Linked DNA regions of Homo sapiens: region 2 is linked to region 1. Evidence: chromatin loops called from intact Hi-C (ENCODE). Cell type or tissue: Caco-2. All regions are shown on one strand. Links, peaks and the distances in the headings refer to the core of each region. The heading gives the core; the rest is flanking DNA.

Region 1 (2,917 bases), core at 205-2,704:
AAAGCTTTCATAGGATTCTCAAATGGATCTAGATCACATAGAGAGAGGAGAGGGGGTTGTCAGCAGGAGCAGCCCAGGAGACACTCAGTGAGAATACGCAAGGGTCTGCACCTGTCAGACTTTGGTCTGCATAATTATATGCATAATTTGCATATAATTTGGTATGCAAGATTGCAATGCGATTAAGCTATCTTGCAGTATCTTAAAGAAACTCTGGTAAAGGGTACCCTAGATACTAGTAAAATGAATTAGCTGTGCACATATGTGGAGGAGATTGTAACTGGGGTGGAAGTAAGACTTCACTGTATACCTTTCTGTGTGAATTGATTTTTGAGCCAATGTAATGCCTATTCTAAAACAAAATATAGCACTTCATATAAAGGGCAAAATTAAAACATAATGGAAAAACTACCAAAACCCAATGAGGAAGTCATTGTTCCAATGCCCAAGTTGGGGTGGAGTGAAGCAGAGAACATTCTCCACCACTTTGCAGGTGTGGAGGAATATGGCTGGACGGAATTCGCAGAAGAGCACAGCTCCCGTGGACTCTGTCCTTCCAGAGCCTCTCAACCCTTGTCAGCCTGGGAAGGGGGCCTGAACCAGTGAACCAGAGCCTCTCAAATGTCAGCCTGAGTAATTTTTTGCCTCTAAGTATTCTTTTGTGGCTTCTTCTGAGAAGGTTCACAAATTTTCCTTTTCTTTACAGACATCTCACAAATCCTTAAGGAGGAGGCTGTGTCCCTAGAGTCCTGTAGTCGAGACATTTGAGAATTTGGGACCCAGTTGGAAGTGGTTGCGTATTTCCATTGTGTGGGAATATGTAAAAGGCCCAAGCCTCACCAAGAAGGGAAGACCAGGCTGCTCTCATCTCAAGGGCCAGTTGCTTCACACACCGGAGTGGGCCTAATGTTCAAGGAGCTTCTTTCTCCATTTCTCCCCACAGTGCTTAACGTCTCAGGCCACGGGCTGCCAGCACTCACCTGCCGAGGCCGCCCTGCGGCCTCCCTGTTCTGAGGCCCCTGCCTCTCCCTGATGAAACTTCCTCCGTGCTAACTTGGCAAGAAAAGGCAAACGCTGCTGTGCTTCCCTTTGCCCTTGAAAAGAATGAGGTTTAGGGGAGGCTCTGCACAGTCCTGTGCTGTCCGGGATAGCTGAGCAGAAGCTGTTGAAGCCGGCCTGCTGGACTGAGCTTGGTCCAGCAGCCTATCCACGTGAGAGCCCTGGCTATCTGGAGGCACAGGGAGCTGCTGGGCCTGCAGCGTCCCACCTGGAGGGAAAGAACGCACCGCCAAGGAGGCGTGGGCCCTGCAGCCCGTGCTGGGCCGCGAATCTGGTAGCCACGCTTCTCCGGCGGAACGCGGCGCCCCCTGGCGGCAGAACGCTTGTGGCCGCCGTTACACTCGTGTGGAAACAGCGCCATCTGCCGAATGCTCCATCTCATTGCTGATTGGCCCACACAGACTTTGTAAGGATTTTTCCTTCTGCTTGCTTAAATCAGGCCATATTGAGCCTATTCAAAGTGTACTTCTGAAATGAAAAAAGAAAGTGACTGTACAAGATGTTTTGCTCACTGGAAAAACGAGGATGAATGGAAAATGGGTAGCGATTATCTGAATAATATGTGCTTCCTGTCTGTAGTGAGGTGTGAACATGGTGGGGCCGCACATTGCAGAGGAAAACGCATGCATTTTGGAGTCAGGCAACTGCGATCAAATTCTTACTAGCTTTGTGAGCTAGGAAAGTTACTTAGCATTTCCAAGCCTCATTTGTCCTTATCTGTAAAGTAGAAGTACATTTACCTTGCAGCATTGTAGCAAAAGTTAAATAAAACAATGTGCATAAAATGAAAATTAAATGTGTATGAAGTAAGATAATATATATAATAGGTAGACTTTAAAGTATAACATAAAAATATCACATAGCCATTTTTTTCTAATTGTTAGAATTGTGAAATATTCCTGAAATGGATTTATCAAATGAGAAGACAGAATCTCTCTGAGGTATTTTTAAATTTTCTCTAGAATGGTTGATTCTGACCTTTCTGTAAAAGACGATCTATTTCTGGGCACAGATCCTAGAAACAGAATTCTGCCAAAGTGAGACTCCACTAACATTTATTGAATGTCTGCCGCATGCTACACACTTTCAAAGATGCTCTTTCATTATCGCCAGTAAAATCTGAAGCTTCAGGATCTATTCCTCTTCCCAGCAGAAAGTTTTGCCAGGAATATCAGAACCTCTTTTTTACAGCCTCTCAAGTACTTTCAAGATTATTCAGAAAAGCCCAAAACTTTGAACAACCCAAATGCCAATTAACAGGAGAATCAACGATACTACATCCATACAATGAAATATTACTGGGCAATGAAAAAGACAAACAACCAGATAAACATCATAGGAGGGACTCTCAAATCTGAGGCAAAAATAGTCAGGCCAAAAAATATACTGTATTTGCATGAAGTTCTAGAATATGAAAATCTAATTGATGGTGGTAGAAATCAGAATCGTTGTCCGCACAGGATAGGCGTGGGGATTGACTGCAGAGGGGCACTAGGGAACTTGTGGGGTGATGGACATGTCCTGAATGTTGATCTGGGTGCTGATTGCACAGTTATGTACAGGCAGTGGTGTGCTGAAGCCCGCTGGCACCATCAAGAGAGTGGACTGTTAATTTTTCAGGATGTCTGCAAGCCAGTCAACATCACATTGATAGCTTGGAATCCACCACGGTGGAAATATTTATACTCCAGAAATTGGCAAACACTACAAAGCAGGGCTTTTTTATCCCACCAGAGAGCCAGTTGTAAAACATGTATGAACACACCACTGTATACATTTGCCAAAGCTCATTGAATTATATATTTCAGATCTATGCATTATATTGTATGGAAATTATATTTCAAAAATGGGGGTGAAT
Region 2 (2,917 bases), core at 169-2,668, 100 kb before region 1:
ATGCATATTGCTTTTGCACCATTGTAAAGCTGAAAAGTCATTGAACCATCATGAGACCATCTGTACCTGACAATTAGTGTTTCTCAAAATAAATAGGAAGATTTTCTTCCGATCTGAAGGTCTTCCAGCCACTCCCTCCCAGACATATCATAATATTGGGCCAGAGGTCACCCATAGCAAGCTGTCCTTACTTACTCTTTGCAGAAAAAGTACAGTTACAGTATGAAGTGGCCTCATTTTAATGAGGCCCAACATACCCAAGAAATAAAAATGCAGCCACAGGAGCATACAGATGCCCTTCAATAGATATGTCAATATTAACATAATGCAATAGCTATATTTGTTATAAAATGATTTCACTATTGCACAAACATAATATGATGGGCGAAGTCTTAATCTTATCTTTTCTAGCTACCTATGCCAGAGAAGTAGAACTAAATATTAAATGAAAGCACAATTGGGAGGCTGTTATAAAAATGAAAACATAGGGCTTTCAAAACAACTTTCCAGCTCCTTGTAATTGCTACACATTTTCAACGTCAATCCATTAAAACAAGTATCCCAGCATGTTCAAATCAAAGAATTTCTTATGCCTCCTAGAAACTAGTTTCACTGTCCAGTACTTAGTATGACCTCCATTACAAGAGAATAAATGTAACTAATTATTCTCACAACCTCAACAGTGATTAACACAGAAACATACAAGCTAAATCGAGAAATGTTATTAGAATGTTTAGAATTAAGTCCATCTATATGTGAGGGAAATTGTCATGAGATACTCACGAGGTAACTATCTCATTTAGAAAATGACGAAGTGGCTTCAACATGATTATGAAGAAACATTGGACTTCCAGCCGAGGCACTGGCCTGGGCATTATCAATATTTATGGTAGTGCCAACCTGTAGGTCTAGTGATTAACAACCATGAGTTGTCTTGGTGTAATTACTTTGAGGATATGAAACAGAAGCAGCAGACTCCAATGCCATTCATTACCCAAACATACACTCCTTTCCTTACAAGAAACTCGCTTAAGTCATTGCAATGCTCTACGTCTCAGTGTATCTTTAATAAATTTGGAAGTTGAATTGGGAAATCTTTAGGCCACTTTAGACACTGTATGGGTTTTTTGTTTTCTTTTGAGACGGAGTCTCATTCTGTCGCCCAGGCTGGAGTGCAGTGGCACGATCTCAGCTCACTGCAACCTCTGCCTCCCGGGTTCAAGCAATTCTCTGCCTCAGCCTCCCGAGGAGCCGGGATTATAGGCGCCCGCCACCACGCCTGGCTAATTTTTGTGTTTTTAGTAGAGACGGGGTTTCACCATGTTGGCCAGGTTGGTCTTGAATTCCTAACCTTGTGATCTACCCGCCTCGGCCTCCCAAAGTGCTGGAATTACAGGCGTGAGCCACCTCGCCGACCTGTATGGTTCTTTGACAGGCAGAGAGATGGATGTAACACGGGTCATGAGCAAAGATTACCACCAGGGGGCAGACTAGAGCATCCTTGGGATTCTGTGATCAGTCATCCCTCCTCGCTGGTGAATGGAGACAGTGGTCACAACTCTCCCCAGAGAAGGTGGTGTGGGGCCATCACGGAAGATGCTGCTGCTTCTGCTGCTTCTGGGGCCAGGTATGAGCCTCCTTCTACCTGGGAGCTTGGGTGGGCATGTGCGTGTGTTGCCATGGTCAAGCGGTGGCCAGGCAATGTGGATTGTTTATGCTCATCGAAGGGAGAGGGAGCGGCCCTGCTCTCTAGAGGTGTAAAGGGTAAGGTGAGAGCCGCCAGTCAGAGGAGATAGGGGATTATAGCCCTAGGGAGATGACAGGAAGATTGCACAAAACAAACAGGATTCTCCAGGAGCTGGGAGCACGGGGAGGGAGGGAGGCTGAGCTCGGCCTGGCATCCTGTCTGACTCGGCTCCCACTGGGCTCTCCTCTCTCTGGCTTCTGTTTCAGCAGGCTCCGGGCTTAGTGCTGTCGTCTCTCAACATCCGAGCAGGGTTATCTGTAAGAGTGGAACCTCTGTGAACATCGAGTGCCGTTCCCTGGACTTTCAGGCCACAACTATGTTTTGGTATCGTCAGCTCCGGAAACAGAGCCTCATGCTGATGGCAACTTCCAATGAGGGCTCCGAGGTCACATACGAGCAAGGCGTCAAGAAGGACAAGTTTCCCATCAACCATCCAAACCTGACCTTCTCCGCTCTGACAGTGACCAGTGCCCATCCTGAAGACAGCAGCTTCTACATCTGCAGTGCTAGAGACACAGCGCCAGGAGGGGATCAGAGACCGCGGCAAGAACCCCTGCAGCTGCTCCTCCACCCCAGCAGGCCCACTGAGTGCTGAGAAGGGAGGCGTGGAGAATGGAAAACCACAGCTTTCCTGACTGAGACATCTGGGAGTGTGTGTGCAGGGGGTGGGGCAGGGGATGGGTAGGGGGAGAAAAAGAAAAGAAGCACTGTGAGTGTGGAGTATGGAGGAGGTGTAGTGTTTGAGACCCACGAAATGGCAATAGAGTTGGGCCTAAAGAGGTAAGTGAACATGGAAAGTTCCCTGAAAATTATAAAACCTAGAATTTTGCCCTGACTCTGCCACATTAGTCATGTGTTCTTGAATAGATCTACATATAATCCTAGAGGTACATATGAAGACAGTTGTATAACCACTGTGTACTTCCTATAATAAACTTCAGCAATTGGCTCTCTTTCTTGTCATCATGCTGGGCTCTCAAGACAAAGATAACCAAGAGGCAGCCAAGTAGAGAGTTATGCATGAACACATTACCTTAGGGGAGGATGGCAACAGCATTGAATAGCATCCACTCCAAATTTGTGTTCTGTCCTCCTTGGACCAGGACCACGAAAATAAAATCCTATCACATTTCCTGTAAATGTTGAATGCCATCATGTTCTCCACGGTGT

Evidence for each region. A loop is a pair of places that touch in the nucleus more often than their neighbours do. Peaks named below come from ENCODE experiments on the same cell type or tissue, not always from the same donor. Only the 100,000 strongest peaks of a DNase experiment are listed, where the experiment ranks them.
Region 2: it touches region 1 in a loop (9-fold over the local background); 103 of 110 quality-filtered maps call a loop at or near these places.

Annotation. Positions count from the first base shown.
Region 1 is chr9:33,720,885-33,723,801 of GRCh38, forward strand. No RefSeq gene overlaps it. Among named protein-coding and RNA genes, the nearest start is that of PTENP1-AS, 45 kb to the left of the region's middle. RefSeq lists enhancers at 625-1,126, 1,127-1,626. In Caco-2, for the core only: a CTCF peak has its summit at 1,413 (motif pointing left); a DNase peak (open chromatin) is centred at 1,347.
Region 2 is chr9:33,616,249-33,619,165 of GRCh38, forward strand. It overlaps the pseudogene TRBV20OR9-2. Among named protein-coding and RNA genes, the nearest start is that of PTENP1-AS, 60 kb to the right of the region's middle. In Caco-2, for the core only: a CTCF peak has its summit at 1,505 (motif pointing right); a DNase peak (open chromatin) is centred at 1,503.